Regions from separate parts of the Homo sapiens genome. Here region 1 is linked to region 2. Evidence: chromatin contacts called from ENCODE Hi-C or POLR2A ChIA-PET data. All regions are on one chromosome and are shown on one strand. Each heading gives the region's core, a stretch centred on a gene start or an enhancer-like site at or near the end of the contact. The rest is flanking DNA. Distances are from core to core; before and after follow the strand shown. Region 1 has its middle 19 kb from the start of SMCHD1. Region 2 holds the start of LPIN2-AS2 (LPIN2 antisense RNA 2).

What was found. Hi-C counts contacts between places; a loop is a spot of excess contacts on that map. ChIA-PET counts read pairs that join two places held with the same protein, here RNA polymerase II (POLR2A). Pooled maps may share reads with other maps.
Region 1: a loop to region 2 is called in a map of CD8-positive, alpha-beta T cell, with 5 times the contacts of the local background. The contact joins the enhancer-like site here to the promoter of LPIN2-AS2 in region 2. A Hi-C loop is called at or near these places in 3 of 168 maps with a recorded cell type or tissue (CD8-positive, alpha-beta T cell and naive thymus-derived CD4-positive, alpha-beta T cell), 15 of 37 single-sample maps with no recorded cell type and 13 of 50 pooled maps. POLR2A ChIA-PET finds 5 or more read pairs at or near these places in 7 of 52 experiments (B cell, CD4-positive, alpha-beta memory T cell, GM12878 and 4 more).

Annotation. Positions count from the first base shown.
Region 1 is chr18:2,634,965-2,639,012 of GRCh38, reverse strand. No RefSeq gene overlaps it. Among named protein-coding and RNA genes, the nearest start is that of SMCHD1, 19 kb to the left of the region's middle. RefSeq lists enhancers at 1,678-1,727, 2,318-2,497. Within about 2 kb of position 2,197, at least 15 of the 41 ENCODE cell types and tissues checked have a DNase peak (open chromatin) inside an H3K27ac peak, as active enhancers do; they include B cell, CD8-positive, alpha-beta T cell and GM12878, where a contact is called at or near this core.
Region 2 is chr18:2,964,951-2,968,977 of GRCh38, reverse strand. LPIN2-AS2 (LPIN2 antisense RNA 2) reads right to left here and starts at 1,978. Exons shown (of 3, transcript XR_001753322.2): 1 at 1,936-1,978; 2 at 1,309-1,406. All of the region lies in intron 1 of LPIN2 (lipin 2), which reads left to right.

The sequences.
Region 1 (4,048 bases), core at 948-3,447, 330 kb after region 2:
CAAATTCCTAGGTTCCACACCCAGATATTAATATTTTGAATCAGTCAAATATGAGACTGAGAATGTATATTTTTAACAACTTTCATGTGGTTCTGACAGAGATAGTTCAAACACCACATTTTGAGAAACACTGAACCAAATGGGACAAAAAAGGTGATGGATATAGAAAAGAATATATTGAAGCCAATCTGAAAAGGCTACATACTGAATGATGTCAAGTATATGACATTTCTGGAAAAGGCAAAACTATGGAGACAGGAAAATGATCAGTGGTTGCCCAAGGGCTGCGAAGAGGAGGGATGGGCAGGCAAAACACAGAGGATTTTTAGGGCAGTTAAATTATTCTGTCTGATACCATAGTGGTGAATACATGTCACTTATACATTTGTCCAAACCCAAAGAATGTGCAACATGAAGAGTGAACCCTTATGTAAACTACGGACATTCCGTGGTTATGATGTATCTGCATAGATTCCCTCATTGTAACACATGCTGCTCTCTGGTGGGCAATGTTGAAAACCAGGGAGCTGGCATGTGTGGGGGCAGGAGGTACCTTTCTTTCCATTTTGCTGTGAACCTAAAACTGTTCTAAAAACATAGTCTCTCGCTCTCTGTTTTTTTTTTTTTAGACGGAGTCTCGCTCTGTCGCCCAGGCTGGAGTGCAGTGGCTCCATCTCGGCTCACTGCAAGCTCCGCCTCCCGGGTTCACGCCATTCTCCTGCCTCAGCCTCCGGAGTAGCTGGGACTACAGGCGCCCGCCACCACGCCCGGCTAATTTTTGTATTTTTAGTAGAGACGGGGTTTCACCGTGTTAGCCAGGATGGTCTTTATCTCCTGACCTCGTGATCCACCTGCCTCGGCCTCCCAAAGTGCTGGGATTACAGGTGTGAGCCACCACGCCCGGGCTAAATTTCTGTTTCTTATCTAAGTTTCACTTTCTTTAGAGAGAAATAATCTCTTCTCTAAAACTATATTACTCATCCTCCCCTTACAAGGCAATTGGCCGGTTCTAGAGTTAGAATGCAGCATCCCCACACAAGATACACAGATCCTATAGCACACAGGTCATTAGCCATCCATAACCATATCAATTATGAAAAATAAGGACACTTTTTGTCACATTCCTCAAAATGTGTATTTTTCAGTTCTAAATATCCCTATTAATAGTTAATTTAAGTCCGGGCACGATGGCTCACGCCTGTAATCTCAGCACTTCGGGAGGCTGAGGCGGGCAGATCACTTGAGGTCAGGAGTTTGAGACCAGTCTGGCCAACATGGCGAAACCCTGTCTCAACTAAAAATACAAAAATTAGGTGGGCGTGGTGGCACGCACCCGTAATGCCAGCTACTCGGGAGGCTGAGGCAGGAGAATCACTTGAACTGGGGAAGTGGAGGTTGCAGTGAGCTGAGATTGTGCCATTGCACTCCAGCCTGGGCGACAGAGGGAGACTCCTGGCAAAAAAAAAAAAAAAAAAAAAGGTTAATTCAAGCTGACACTTGCCAAGCCTGGGTCAGTTCCTCCTCACAGAATGTACTCTGGCTTGACGTGAATCTGACTTCTATAATTGCCCCCTGCTGTCCTGTGGTACATAACTCTTGATACTTCTGAGATGTGATTTAGAAAATGAATACTTCTCCAAAGGAAACAATAAATTTGCAGAGATAAAACTGCCTAAATCATGCTGAATATGTTGCACAAGGAGAACCAAGCCCTCCCCATTCCCAATCATATGTATAGGAAATGTAGACTTTTTCAAGGCAGTCAGCAGGAACAAAATATGCGCAAAGACTCTGTTTTCATGTTTTTGTACTTTAGTTTTGTATTAGATATTTCCTGCTTCTACAGCTGTTGGGTGTGTCCCTCCTCCTGTTCCGGTGATGTAAACCTAAAAAAAAAAAAAAAAAAAAAAGAAAGCTTCTCAAAAAAGAATAAAGAAGTAAACACACACACACACACACACACACACACACACACACAAACACTGAACATTTTAGATTCCCTGTTATGTCAACCCTTTTCATTTTAGAGAATGTTTTTGCCTCACATGTGCAAAACTAAATCTATCCAACCTTGTTGCTTTTTCAGAAGAAAAGGAAGTATACACTTGTGTATTGTCTCCAGCTTTGCTAGCCTAAGAGAAACTAACTGCTTGTAACTCAAAGCCAAATCCTCAAGGTGTTCTAGCTCAAAGCCAACCACAACAGGAAGGGGAAGTACACAATATCTTACACTTTATATAATTTTGCTGTTCTCTCCTCACGTCCCTACGTCTCTCACACATCTCTAAATCTTCTTACAGGGCACAGCATCCTTGGAAATGCAGGAAACAGCTTCTGGATATCTGATGCAGGGCTCCCCTTAGATTTTTCACAGCGGCCGAGCAGCCTCCTATCTCCATACAAGTCGAAGTCCCCATTTTCCTCTGCTGTGGTTGAAATTTTCACAGAGTGCTCCTCTGGAACTACAGTCCTACTGAGCCTTTTCTATGGCCTTCTATGCAGTTACTTTCCCCAAACAGGACCCTTAATTCTAATCAGAGCTTGAGAAACTCTGCCAGCAGTCAGACTGTGATAAACAATGTTTTCGACAGGACACAGAAAGGCCAACAGAACAATGTTTCTAACCAAACATAATTAATGCTGTACCGTAGTTGGAAAAAAAAAGACTAACCATTCCTTCTTAGAATCACCGAACAAAGGCCAAACCCTATAAAAAGCCCCTCCCTGGCTGGGCACGGTGGCTCACGCCTGTTATCTCAGCACTTTGGGAGGCCAAGGCGGGCAGATCACTTGAGGTCAGGAGTTTGAGACCAGCCTGACCACATGGTGAAATCCTGTCACTACGAAAAATACAAAAATTAGCTGGGCGTGGTGGCATGCACCTGTAATCCCAGCTACTCGGGAGGCTGAGGCAGGAGAATTGTTTGAACCTGGGAGGCGGAGGTTGCAGTGAACTGAGATCACGCCACTGCACTCCAGACTGGGCAACAGAGGGACTCCGTCTCGGGAAAAAAAAAAAAAAAGCCCCTCCTTGCTCCATGTTTCTGAGATATCCCATGACCAGTTCCTCCTCACTACAGCAAGTACAGTCATGCAACTATTTTCTGTAGGTAAGACCTGTGGTCTTTTCTTTGGTTGGTGAGCTTTAACTGGCTTTTATTATCTCTGGGTGGCATTTTCAATTCTCAGAGTGATTGTCCCATAGAATTGAAGTCTCCTAACCCTCCCTTCCCCTAGAAGCCGCATTCTAATCAGGGCTTGAGAAACTCTGCCAGCAGTTAGGCTGTGATAAACAATGTTTTCAACAGGACACAGAAAGGCCAACAGAACAATGTTTCTAACCAAACATAATTAATGCTAAACTATAGTATAGCATCCCCTGCCCCACCACACCACACCCTTGCTTACTATACCTACTTGATGGAACTCCCCAAGTTCCTTCTCTTTGCCCCAGGATAGAGGTTGCCTTAAGGAAAGACATCAGGATAATGCTGTTCTTGGCTCCCGGTTACCCAGTGACTCCTTCCTTTCCATGCACAGATTGAGAGCATCCACTGCCGGGCGACTTTTTTGTCTGTCCTACTCGTCACCCTCCATCAGGGGATTTTGGTGGAAGTGCCAGCCTTTCCCAGCCCTTTCCAGGCCTCTACAGCCAGTTCTGTTTCTAGCCTGACTCAGTTCCACATCTTTCCTCCCTCTCCTGAAAATGGACAATTTTGAGTAACCAACTGTTTGACTTCTCCATATCTCTCTTCCAGGATGTGAGGCATGAAGATGCGGGTGTGAGAGTAGATCTAAAATTCATTTTCAAGGATCCAAATAACTTGGCCCTTGACCCTCCTGGTGCCTAGAAAACCAACTCTCTCCAATAGACCTACTCTCATCTTCCCTACTCCAAAGCTGTCAGATACCTAGGGAATCCGTTTTACAACCATTTCATTGGTCTCCCAGCATTTTGATGGAATTTTGCATTGTTTATCTTTGTGAACAATATACTTCTCTTAAGTGCCTGGGCAACTAACTTAGTCTCTAATTTGTAGAGAGTAGA
Region 2 (4,027 bases), core at 729-3,228:
CTGATTCTCAGCTCCCTGTGTGTGTCTCTTCTACCATAGAGCTGTGCAGTCTCTTGCCTGAATTTGTTGTGGTGACTTCTGGAGTAGTCTCTCTGCCTTTAGCTACCTCTTCTCTAGTTCATCCTCCCCCTGTGACCTAATCCTGTCGCTTCCCTGAACAGAAGAAGCACTGATTGCACCCATTGCCCACATGATAAACTTGCACAGGGTCAAAGGCCTTGTGGCATCTCACTCTTGTCCCTCAAACTTAGCACACTTTCCCATAAGCTGTTCTCTCTGCCTGGGACTGCCCACTGGGAACCTTCCTTCCTTAATCTGTTCAGCCCTTTACACATACTTGCACTTCTAGAACAAATATTTTCTGCTGCTTGAAGCCTTACCTAACTCTCCCAAGTAGATTTTTTCTCTTTTTGTTCTCTAGTCTTCCTAACAGTCTCCCAAATAGCATTATCATAAGGGATTATATAAGACAGTATTTGTTATATCTCTTTCAAGAACCAAGGTCCTCTGAGAGAGGATGAGGGCAGAATTTTGTTTATCTTCATAAGGACTTACTGTAGTGACTGGCATGAAATAGGTGCTTAATTTTGACTGTGTGAAAACTGAACTGTACCAGAAACAGGCCAGTATAATGGGCATCTTTTTTTGTGATTGTTTCTGAGTTAAACCTGTAGGAGGATTACATCGAGAGGCCTTTCCCGGGTAAGGCTTCTTCCAGATTTCCTTTTTCATTGTGATGAAAAAGCTGTCTGGATACTCGGTGTATTCAGGAAGTTTGCTGGGAGGCACTGGGTTTTCGTTTACAGAGTCTGTACAGGGACTAAATCGTCCTAGAAATGAAGGAGAACACTTTGACCAGTCGCCCTACACTGCTGGGGCAGCAGGAGACCCGCTGTGTTCTTGAGGAGACATTTGGGGCTCTTTCTCCACTGAAGGTCTAGGAGCGGTGAGTGTTAGAGGCTCAGCTGTCAGCACTTCTCATGGGCCATCTTAGCTTCAGGAAGACCGCATGGGCTTTAATGAACCATCTGTTTTGTGCTCCTGGGGGGTAGGCCAGGTTGTTCTTGTGCGGCTGCTATTTTCTATTTCTTGTTTTATAAAGTGAGAATTTAAAGATAGCTAATATAAAATAATACAAAACTAAAGAAACAAATTGGCATTCTACTATGACGGGGAAAAGAAATAACCAGGAAGTACAAAGTAAGGCATTTGCTTGAATTTAAATGTCTGAGAACAGCTTCCCTCGGAAAGGCTGGATTCCCCGTCAGGGCTTGGCGTCGGGAGTCTGTGGCCCTGCTTTCAACTTACCCTAGACTGCGCTGTGTTGTATACTCTTCCTTTCTTCTGTCTAGCTAAGTTGTAACCTCCTTTCGTTCTTTGTAATCCCTTAGCATCTGGTGGGCACACTGTAAATGTTTTGTAAAATGTTGACTCAGTTAAGCACCTACACGATGTGGGCAAGCCCCTGGGGGACTGTCACCCCCTGCCCTCCCTGACCGGGGAGAAGCTTGCGGCAGCTGCTGCGTGGGTACCTTTGCGTTTCATCACTTACTTTTGGGGGGAAGTTTTTACCATCCAGAATCCCCCCCAGATTCATATTGGCCACCTCTAGGTTACTCTGGGATTCTTTGAGAAAACCATAGGGATTTAGTATAACCTGAGTTCAGCCCTCAGATTTTTTTTGCCCTCAGGGACACCACATGACCTTGAGACCCAATGATTTAAGCCATGGGTCAGAGGTAGTGGAGAAAGTTGGGACCCTGAGTATAGGTAGAACTGGGTTCTAGTGAATAGTAGACACCTCTTATCTCAATCTCAAATTTAAAATGAAATTAATAATGCCTGCTAGCATAACCCACATTCTCTTTTTGAAAATCAAATGAGGTATGTTTGAGGAAGTTCTTGAAAAATATTACATGCTAATCAAATGCAAACCGTAATCATGGGTGTCCTGAAGGAGTTTGGTCCAGGAGCACAGGGGCAAGCTGGAATGTTTACCTACATCCTAGGTAACAGTGTCCTGTTGTCTATTTCCTGAAGCATCTGGTGTCTCTCTTCCCTCCTAGCATACTCCTCATGTCCATGAGCAGAAAGTTAGCTGCAATGGCATGTTCTTTGGTAAAAGCTGTTTTAACCTCTGTCCGTAAGCCTCATGACATGTGGCGCTCCCAGGAGTCTGCTTTGTAACACTGGACCATGGTCCAGCGGGAGGGTTAATAGTAGTGGTGTGAGGAGACTTGGAGGGTAAGTATGGCTTCTTTGGATTCCCTGTAATCATTTCATCTTTAAGTAGTCAAGTCGCATTAAGTAAAAATGATACTCAGATTGCTGAAAGCAGCCCACTTGCAGTAAGAAATCTGGAGGCTTCATGAAGGCTTTTATCATGTTTACTTAGAGCATTTCTGTTACTTAGAGATGCAATTAAGGGCTTAGGTTCTAGGCTCATACTTGAGTTTGAATATTAACTCTGCCACTTAATAGTGTGCTGACCTTGGATATTTCTGAACCCGAGTTTCCACATATAAATGGGAATACCAAATCCATGGGTATCTGTGAAGACTACATGAGATAACATACAGGTTAACATAGCACTTGACACATGAGAGACGTGTAACAAGTTTAGTTGTGTGTTCGTTGGTAGTAGTACTAACAATACTAGTACCGATTAGATATTTGGAGATAAACTTAAGAAACAGATTTTGAAACACTTAAAATAGTGGTTTAGAATGTATCCATTTTGAGGCCAGTCGTGGTGGCTCACACTTGTAATCTCAACATTTCGGGAAGCCAAGGCAGGTGGATTGCTTGAGCCCAGGAGTTCAAGACCAACCTGGGCAACATGGCAAAACCCCGTCTCTACAAAAAAATACAAGAATTAGCTGGGCATGGTAGCACATTCCTGTAGTCCCAGCTTCTCCGGAGGCCAAGGTGGGAGCATCGCTTGAGCCCAGGAGGCTGAGGTTACAGTGAGCAGAGATCGCACCATTGCAGTCCAGCCTGGGCAACACAGTGAAACCCTGTCTCAAAATGAAAATAAAAGTAAATAGAATGTGTCCATTTTGTGCTGATAATTTATGAATTTTTTTTATTGTTTTTAAACTACCTTTTATCTCTGATTACTCTTTTCCTTAACAAAAGTTATTTTTGATTGAACACATCAAATAATTGAAATAATTTTAAGCAGTTTTTGTAGGAGGGGGATTGGTATTTGAACCTATTTACTGATGCTTTTTTTTTTTTTTTTTTGAGATTGGGAGTCTCACTCTGTCACCCAGGCTGGAGTGCAGTGGCACGATCTCAGCTCACTGCAACCTCTGCCTCCCGGGTTCAAGCGATTCTCCTGCCTCAGCCTCCCGAGTAGCTGGGGCTACAGGCATGTGTCACGATACAGGCCAATTTTTTTGTATTTTTAGTAGAGATGGGGTTTCACCATATTGGCCAGGCTGGTCTTGAACTCCTGACCTCAAGTGATCTACCTGCCTCGGCCTCCCAAAGTGCTGGGATTACAGGCGTGAGCCACCGCGCCTGGCCCATTTTATTTATAAATCCATACTCCATATAGTGATTATTCATTTTAGTTTCTTTGATGCTCAGCAAAAGATGCTAAGCTGATCTTCAAACTTTTGGTGAATAACGAAATCTTGAAAGCTACCATTCATTCCAGTGTGTGTCCTTTTATACCTTAAAATATTTGATAAGAAAAATATGATAGTGGGCACTGTCAAATTTTATGCATGAAGGACTAATTTGGCGTATTGAATTTTATATGCGAAGGGCCATTTGGTCTCTAATAAGTATTGTAGTTGCTTATTTTCTACTGCTTTTTTTTTTCTTCACTTTTTTATTTGAGTAATCAATAAGTACTTCTTTTCCTTCGGAGCTCCCAATACTTAATCTAGCCCATGGGAAGGTACCTAGGCCTAAACAGCACACTGTATATTACATACACTGTGTAGCAGTCAGGCCACATCTGAGCCATTGTGTCTAGCTGTCTTTAAATATCGTTTTTAAAGATGGACATAAATAA